Regions from separate parts of the Homo sapiens genome. Here region 2 is linked to region 1. A link is an interaction called in ENCODE POLR2A ChIA-PET data of the cell type or tissue named here. Cell type or tissue: GM12878. All regions are shown on one strand. Each heading gives the region's core, and the rest is flanking DNA. Links, peaks and the distances in the headings are about the cores only.

Region 1 (4,396 bases), core at 329-4,328:
ACCTCCCAGGTTCAAGCGATTCTCCTGCCTCAGCCTCCTCAGTAGCTGGGATTACAGATGTGCACCACCACGCTGGCTAATTTTGTATTTCTAGTACAGACAGGGTTTTCTCCATGTTGGTCAGGCTGGTCTTGAACTCCTGACCTCAGTTGAACCACCCTCCTCGGTCTCCCAAAGTGCTGGGATTACAGGTGTGAGTCACCGTGCCTGGCATCTATCCAACATTTAAAACCAAACAATTAAAACTAATTTTAAGGGAGGCCTAGAGCATTGGGAGGGGTGGTCATGGCAACTTTTCCTACCTGTCACAATTTTAGGGGGCCTGGTTCTGGCAAAAACGCTATGATGATTGTTTTTGCATCATGTTCCATGCCCCATACCCCAATTTAAAAGCAGAGAGAAGTAACAAATCAATACCTCTGACCCTCATCCCATTTCTGTCCCCTCCCCTCCTTCACTTGCTCTTATGGGTAAAGCTGCTCAAATATCAAGAAACATACTTTTAAACCACGTATAAGTTCACTTCAGAATGATTTTGAGTCTGTGGTAGAACTCTGGAGAAGTCCTGAATCCATTTGAAGCCCACGGGCAGGATACAAGGGCAGATGGGAAGAGAAGGGCGGAGATGATGGCAGAAGTGGACAGGGGAGGATCTGCTAGGAGGCTTGGGAGCTCTCATTCAAACTCTCTCCATCATTGTCTCCCACTCTTAGGCATAAGTCCACTCAAACATCAGGAGGCTGGTTGCAGAGGCATGGTGATCTTCTGCTGGCCTCAGCCTCGATCTTCTGGGGAAGGCAATGAGGAATTTGCTGTATCTCTGAAACCACCCTTGCAAAATTATGACAGTGAGCAAATCTGACATGGTTGACTCCATCTTGCTTCTGACCTTCAGGCTGTCTTTGGGCATTCCTGGGTGTAGGCTAAGCCAACTTTGGGAGGAATTTAGTTTATAGTTTAACTTTGAAACAAGGATGATGACAGTCCACTCTAAAATGAATCCTCTCCCTGTTTTCAGGGCTGAAACCACCTTTGTAAGACTAACAAGAGGTCCTAAAATAAGTGTGGTTTCTGTAAGCCCTTACTGCTCAGGTCATGGCCAGAGGTCACACGATAGGAGGACTTTTTATAATCCTTTGCTGTTCCAGGGGCATGTGGCCAGAGGGTCAAGATTGGTGACCTTCTCAATTTCTCCTATAAATAACTTCATTATTGCAGAACCTAAGATTGGGTTTTTGTGAGATGTTTTTCAGACTGACCCCACCCAGACTTGTGAGTCATGACTCAGCATGTGAGTAGAATCATCCAGTATTTGTCCTTTTGTGACTGGCCCCATCCAGAGGTAGACTTGGCACATGAGGACCCTTTCCTACACCCCTATGATTTCATCCCCAACCAATCATCAGTGCCCATTCCCTAGCCCTCTGCCCACTAAATTGTCTATAAGAACCTCTAGGCTGGGTGAGGTGGCTCATGCCTGTAATCCCAGCACTTTGGGAGGCCAAGACAGGTGGATCACTTATGGTCAGGAGTTTGAGACCAGCCTGGTCAACATGGCAAAACCCGTCTCTACTAAAAATACAAAAATCAGCTGGGTGTGGTGGCACATGCCTGTGATCTCAGCTACTCGAGAGGCTGAGACAGGAGAATTGCTTGAACTCGGGAGGCAGAGTTTGCAGTGAGCCAAGATTGTACCACTATACTCCAGCCTGGGCGACAGAGGGAGACTCCATCTCAAAAAAAAAAAAAAAAGAACCTCTAACACCTGAACCTTTGGTAGGCGCTGGGAGGGAGGAGAGACAGATTTGAGTAATAACTCCAGTTCTCACATGTGTGCTGGCTTCATGTCAATTAAACTCTTTACTGCAATGCCTCAGTCTCAGTGGGTTGATCTGTCTGTGCAGTGGGCAGGAAGAACTCATCAGGTGCTTACATCTCTGTAGGAAAAAGGTGGTCATAAATGGGTGAGTAGGATACATTCCCCAAAGTCAGGAACAGCCCTTGGTGAGGTTTGTAGGAGTCTCTTTTCTCCATTCTCGGTGTGGGAGGCATTTTGCTGCAGCTACTAGCAATGTCTTTGGCACGTTCCCATGTGATCCTTGCATCAAGTTCTTATTTTTCTTCCTTTTTAAAAATGTATTTTATTGGTCAGGCATGGTGGCTCACACCTTTAATCCCAGCACTTTGGGAGGCTGAGGTGGGTGGATCACTTGAGGCCAGAAGTTCGAGACCAGCCTGGCCAAAATGGTAAAACCCCATCTCTACTAAAAATACAAAAAATTAGCCGGGCATTATGGTAGGCACCTGTAATCCCAGCTACTTGGCAGGCTGAGGCAGGAGAATCACTTGAACCAGGAGGCAGAGGTTGCAGTGAGCCAAGATCGCATGATTGCACTCCAGCCTGGGCAACAAGAGTGACACTTCATGTCAATTATATATATATATATAATTTTTTTGTCTCTATGAATTTGATTACTCTTAGGTACCTCATGTGAGTAGAATCATCCAGTATTTGTCCTTTTGTGACTGGCTTATTTCACTTAACATAATGTCATCAAGGTTCATCCTTGTTGTAGTATGAGCCTCTGTTGCTTTTTTGGAATTGCAATGAAGAACACAATATAAATTTATCTTTTTAACAATTTTAAGTGTTCAGTATTGTTAACTATAAACACATTGTTGTAAAACAGATCTCTAGAACTTCTTCATCTTGCATGACTGAAACTCTACACCCATTGAACAACTTCCCTTTTGCCTCTCCCTCTGGCCCCTGGAAACCACCACTCTACTTTACTATATGTGTGTGTGTGTGTGTGTGTGTGTGTGTGTGTGTGTGTGTATAATATTTATTCCAGTCTAGGTTCACAATATTTTTTTTCTTTTAAAAATGTTTTATTTTGTTATCTTTATTTAATAGAGACAGGGTCTTGCTATGTTTTCCAGATTGGTCTTAAACTCCTGGGTTCAAGCGATCCTCCTTCCTCAGTGTCTCAAAGTGTTGGGATTACAGGCATGAGCCACCAGGTCTGGCCTAAATCAAGTTCTGAATTCATTTGATCTCCTTCCCTAGGGAGCTCTGCTGCATGGATTTTTTTGTGTCAGCTGATTTCTCCAAGAGATGTTCCTGTACCCTGCCAAACTCTCCCACAGCCAACTTGGGCAAAGGCCAAAGGAGATCTTCAATTAATTCCATTCTTTCTGTGTTTTGGATTTATTGTAGAAATCAAGATGTTGTTTCCATATTGAAATTGGAAGCTCTGTTATTATGAATGAAAACAGAAATAATCTGTTAACAACACCAGTTCTTAATTGCCTGTTCTTTAGTTTGGCAAGCTTTCCTGCAAGAGAAGAAAAACGACGTCTGCACACAAAAAACACAGGGGGAGCGGTGGTGGGGGAAAGCTAGTGCTCATGGAATCTAGAAGGTTTTCTGGCTCCAAACCGAATGAGCTCAAGACAAGGAATTACCAGACATGGAAAGTGATGGGGATGGGCAGAGTGTGGTGCCTATACCTCGCTTCTTCCTGCTATTTTGTATTTTCTCTGCCATCTATAAATCGTCTCATCTAGGCTTTCTGGAGGGCCTCCACAGTTTTGTTTTGTTTTGTTTTTCCTTTAAAAAAATTATAGTAAAACATACATAATAAAATTTTTCATTTTAACCATTCTAAGCTTATGTTTCAGTGGCATTAAGTATATTCATAGTGTTATGCAACCACCACTGCATCCCTCTCCAGAACTTTTTCATCTTCCCAAACTGAAACTCTGTACCTGTTAACTCCCCATTCCCCCTTCCCTGCATAAATAACTCCCCATTATCCCTTTCTGCTAGTCCCTGGCAACCACCCTTCTACTTTCTGTCTCTATGAATTTGATTACTCTTAGGTACCTCATGTGAGTAGAATCATCCAGTATCTGTCCTTTTGTGACTGGCTTATTTCACTTAACATAATGTCATCAAGTTTCATCCGTGTTGTAGTATGAGCCTCTGTTGCTTTTTTGGAATTGCAGTAAAGAACACAATATAAATTTATCTTCTTAACAATTTTAAGTTTTCAGTATTGTTAACTATAAGCATACTGTTGTAAAACAGATCTCTAGAACTTCTTCATCTTGCATGACTGAAACTCTATGCCCATTGAACAACTTCCCTTTTTCCTCTCCCTCTGGCCCCTGGAGACCGCCACTCTACTTTTCTGTTTCTGAGTTTAATTACTTTATACATCTCATGTGAGTGGCTTTATGCAGCACTTATGTTTTTGTGATTGGCTTGTTTCATTTAATGCCTTCAAGCTTCATCCATGTTGTAGCTTATGACAGGATTTCTTTCTTTTCTAAAGCTGAATATTATTCCATTGTATGAACATACCACATTTTCATTATCCATTCAACCATC
Region 2 (4,396 bases), core at 95-4,094, 71 kb after region 1:
AATGTTCCGGATGTTTTGGATGAGGGAATTCTATTTCATACAGGTCACACTCCCTTACCAACCTCAGGCCTGGCTGAAGGAAGATTCTTCTAATCCAAAACATCCTGCAATTTTAATTTAATTATGAAACAGCATGTTGTGCTAGCTAAGTTAGACTTCAAGATGACTTAGCAGAAATCCCCTGGTTTGATAATAAATACAGATGCCATCCAGTGCAATAAAAATGACTGCATCAGGCCAGAGGCAGGTACAAAAAAGCTGAAAGAGGCTTTTATTTATTGTGATGCCAGAGGCAATAAAATTGTGTATCATTTGGGGTGAAACTTTTAATTTCATATCTTGTAGGTATTAAACTACACTTGCTATCTGCACATCCAAGTAAATCGTCTCCCATCTTTACTCCCTGTCTTTACTTTCACAAAAATCTTAATTCTGGGTTCTGCCAACGCTGCTTTCTTACCTATTCCTTGTCTGTTCCTTGTCTCCACAAATCTCCCAACCCCTTTCCCATATCTACTCTCCTATTCCACCCCACTTTTCTCTAAGGAACTCCAGGAAGCAGAGGTGAAACCCCTGTCCAAGAATATTCAAATATGTATTTATTCCTTCATGCAACAAAAATCAGCCTAGCATGGTGACTCACTCTTGTAATCTCAGCACTTTGAGAGGCTGAGGCAGGAGGATTGCTTAAGGCCAGGAGTTCAAGACCAGCTTGGGCAACATAATAAGACGCCTGTCTCCACAAAAAATTAAAAAAAAAATTAGCTGGTCATGATGGAGCACAGCTTAGTCTCAGTTACTTAAGAGGTTGAGATGGGAGGATTGCTTGAGCCTAGGAATTCAAGGCTGCAGTGAACTGTCATCATGCCACTACACTCCAGCTTGTGCTACAGAGGGAGACCCTGCACAAAACGAAACAAAACAAAATGAAACAAAAACAAAATGAAAACATTCATTAGGCATCTCCTATGCATAAGGCATTTTGCTTTGTTTGTAAAGACAGATCACAAAAAAGCAAGTTATTTTGTCTATTCTCCAAGGGAGATTTAAATTTGCAGGCAGGATTGAAGCAGAATGAGAAATAGGAAAAAGATGGAGCTGATATGTACAAATATGTAAGACAGATGGAGTCTCTGCCAGGCTGTAAATAGCATAGGTCCTAAACCAAACTCATCATGTTCCTCTGCAAAAGCACTTCCTCCCACAGCCTTCCTGTTGCGTCTCGGTCCCGCAAGTGTTCCTGTGATCCAGAAGCATTTTATTGCACCCATCTTCTGGTCACCTCTGTTGTTGTGTATGCATTTGCTTGTTTCTTTAGCAGGACTATGTCTTAACCCTGGCATATGGAGGCAGATCCAATTCCTAGTCCATCCACATCTCTGGAGATTATTCCAGTTTTCAGCATTAATAAGTTACTAAAAAAAAATTGTTGAGTTAAATTATGTTCTTACCATTGCACAAGCTTACAAAATCTGCTTCAGATCAAACAGCCATCTTCTACATTGCAGAGTTTGTTTCGTATGCAAATGGATCCTCTTTCGTTGAGAAGCCAGGTGTGTAGAAACTCAGGGAGGACCAAAGCAAGGTGCTGGGGCTCTGTGTTCTGTGCAGTCTTGGGAACTGACAGAGCAGTTGTGGTTATCTGTTTGACCTTGTACTTGGTGAATCACATACTGATGTAGGGGGATTCCCTGTTGCTACCACTATTTGTTCCATTCTCTAGTTTCCTACTCGAGTTTCAGATACTCTGCAACTAGAAATGACCTTAGTTCTTCCCAGTTATCAGATATTATTTTCTGACCCTCAGTTTCGCTGGGGATGCCACTAGCCTGGCATATGAATGGTTTTCAAATAAGAATCTCTTCCAAACAGAAGAGGCAGCCTGGGTATATAGTGATGGTTTCTGCCCTTTTTCTAGGGTGTACTCTCTTGAAGACCCTCTAGGAAGCCAAAACTGCACTGGGCATATCTGCAGCAATCTCTGTCATCTCATTAGGGTATGTTGAAAATAAGTCAACCTGTGAGTTAGCTATTGTCAGAAAATTGCTATGTAACCAACAACCACAGATCCTCATGGTCAACAACAATAATGAACATTCATTTCTTGTACCTGTGAAGTTCAGCTAATCTAGGCTGGACTTTGCTGATCTCAACTGGACTCAACTTATGCACCTGGGGTCTAATGGGGGTTGGCTGACCTTAGATGAGGTTGGCTGGGGTGACTTGGTTCTGCTCTACCTGTCTACCTCCTAGAACAGTAGGCTTGCCTGAGCATATACTTTTCATGGCAAAAACACAGCAAAACAAGCTCAATTACATGAGTGGTTGTGTAGACCTCTGATTGTATCATGTCTATGACATCCCATTGGTCAAAGCAAGTCATATGGCCAAACACAGAGTCAAGAGGTAGAGAAATAGCCTCCGTGTTTTTGTTGTTCTTGTTGTTTTGTTTTTTGAGACAAAGTGTTGCTCTGTGACCCAGGCTGGAGTGCAGTGGTGATCATGGCTGTATTAGTTCATTTTCACATTGCTATAAGGAAATACTTGAGACTGGGTAATTTATAAAGGAAAGAGGTTTAATCAACTCATGCTTCTGCATGGCTGGAAAGGCCTCAGGAAACTTACAGTCATGGTGGAAGGTGAAGGGGAAGCAAGCCACCTTCTTCACAGGCAGCAGGAAGGAGAAGTGATGAGTGAAGGGGGAAGAACCTCTTATAAAACTATCAGATCTTGTGAAAACTCACTATTACCAGAAGAGCATGGGGGAAACTGCTCCCATGATTCAATTACCTCCACCTGGTCTCTCCCTTGACACACAGGGATTATGGGGATTATGGGGATCACAATTCAAGATGAGATTTTGGGTGGGGACACAGCCAAACCACATCATTCTGCCCCAGCCCCTCCCAAATCTCATGTCCTCACATTTCAAAACATAATCATGCCTTTCCAATTGTCCCCCAAATTCTTAACTCATTCCAGTATTAACCCAAAAGTCCAAATCCAAAGTCTCATCTGAAACAAGTCAAGTACCTTCCACCTATGAGCCTGTAAAATCAAAAGCAAGTTAGTTACTTCTGAGATGCAATGGGAGTACAGCACTGGGTAAATACACCTGTTACAAATGGGAGAAATTGGCCAAAACAAAGGGGCTACAGACCCCATGCAAGTCCAAATTCAGTGGGGCAGTCATTAAATCTTAGAGCTCCAAAATATCTCCTTTGACGCCATGTCCTACATCCAGGTCACACTGATGCAAGAGGTGGTCTCCCATGGCCTTGGACAGCTCTGTTCCTGTGGCATTGCAGGGTACAACCCCACTCCTGGCTGCTTTCACAGGCTGGCGTTGAGTGTCTGCAACTTTTCCAGGTGCATGGTGTAAGCCGTCAGTAGATCTACCATTATGGGGTCTGGAGGACAGTGGCCCTCTTCTCACAGCTCCACTAGGCTATGCCCTAGTAGGGACTCTGTGTGGGGGCTCTGACCCCACCTTTCCCTTCCACACTACCCTACCAGAGGTTCTCCATGAGGGCTCCACCCCTGCCACAAACTTCTTCCTGGACATCTGGGCATTTCCATACATCCTCTGAAATCTAGGCAGAGGTTCTCAAACCTCAATTATTAACTTCTGTGCACCTGAAGGCCCAACACAATGTGTAAACTGCCAAGGCTTGGGACTTGCACCCTCTGAAACAATGGTCTGCGCTGTACATTGGCCCATTTTAGCCATGGCTAGGATGCAGGGCACCAAGTCCTGAGACTGGACAAAGTAGCAAGACCCTGGATCTGGCCCATGAAACCAGTTTTTCCTCCTAGGCCTCCAGGCCTGTGATGGAAGGGGCAGCCATGAAGACCTCTGACATGCCCTGGAGACATCTTCTCCATTGTCTTGGTGACTAACATTTGGTTCCTCATTACTTATGCAAATTTTTCCAGCCTGCTTGAATTTCTCCCCAGAAAATGGGGTTTTCTTTTATATTGCATTGTCAGGCTGCAAATTTTCTAAACTTTATGCTCTGCTTCCCATTTAAATATAAGTTACAATTCCAAATCATCTCTTTGTGAATGCATACAACTGAATGCTTTCAAGAGCACCCAAGTTACCTCTTGAACACTTTGCTTCTTAGAAATTTCTTCTGCCAGATACCCTAAATCATCTCTCTCAAGTTCAAATTTCCACAGATCTCTAGGGCAGGGGCAAAGTGCTTCCAGTCTCTTTGCTAAAGCACAGCAAGAGTCACCTTTATTCCAGTTCCCAAAAAGATCCTCATCTCCATCTGAGACCACCTCAGCCTGGACTTCATTGTCAATATCACTATCAGTATTTTGGTCAAAGTCATTCAACAAGTCTCTAGAAACTTTCAAACTTTTCCACATCTTCCTGTCTTCTTTTGAA

The links. ChIA-PET counts read pairs that join two places held together with the same protein. Peaks named below come from ENCODE experiments on the same cell type or tissue, not always from the same donor. Only the 100,000 strongest peaks of a DNase experiment are listed, where the experiment ranks them.
Region 2: POLR2A ChIA-PET joins it to region 1 with 7 read pairs; 1 of 35 experiments calls an interaction of 5 or more read pairs at or near these places.

Annotation. Positions count from the first base shown.
Region 1 is chr13:95,384,723-95,389,118 of GRCh38, forward strand. The region is part of intron 1 of LOC124903193 (a long non-coding RNA gene); the gene reads right to left. Among named protein-coding and RNA genes, the nearest start is that of ABCC4, 85 kb to the left of the region's middle. RefSeq lists a silencer at 1,805-1,924. In GM12878, for the core only: no CTCF peak of the experiment used is centred there; no DNase peak of the experiment used is centred there; H3K4me3 peaks cover 455 bases; H3K27ac peaks cover 1,173 bases.
Region 2 is chr13:95,455,848-95,460,243 of GRCh38, forward strand. It overlaps a transcript of CLDN10 not described here. Among named protein-coding and RNA genes, the nearest start is that of CLDN10-AS1, 76 kb to the right of the region's middle. RefSeq lists an enhancer at 1,784-1,843. In GM12878, for the core only: no CTCF peak of the experiment used is centred there; a DNase peak (open chromatin) is centred at 1,644; H3K4me3 peaks cover 885 bases; H3K27ac peaks cover 1,381 bases.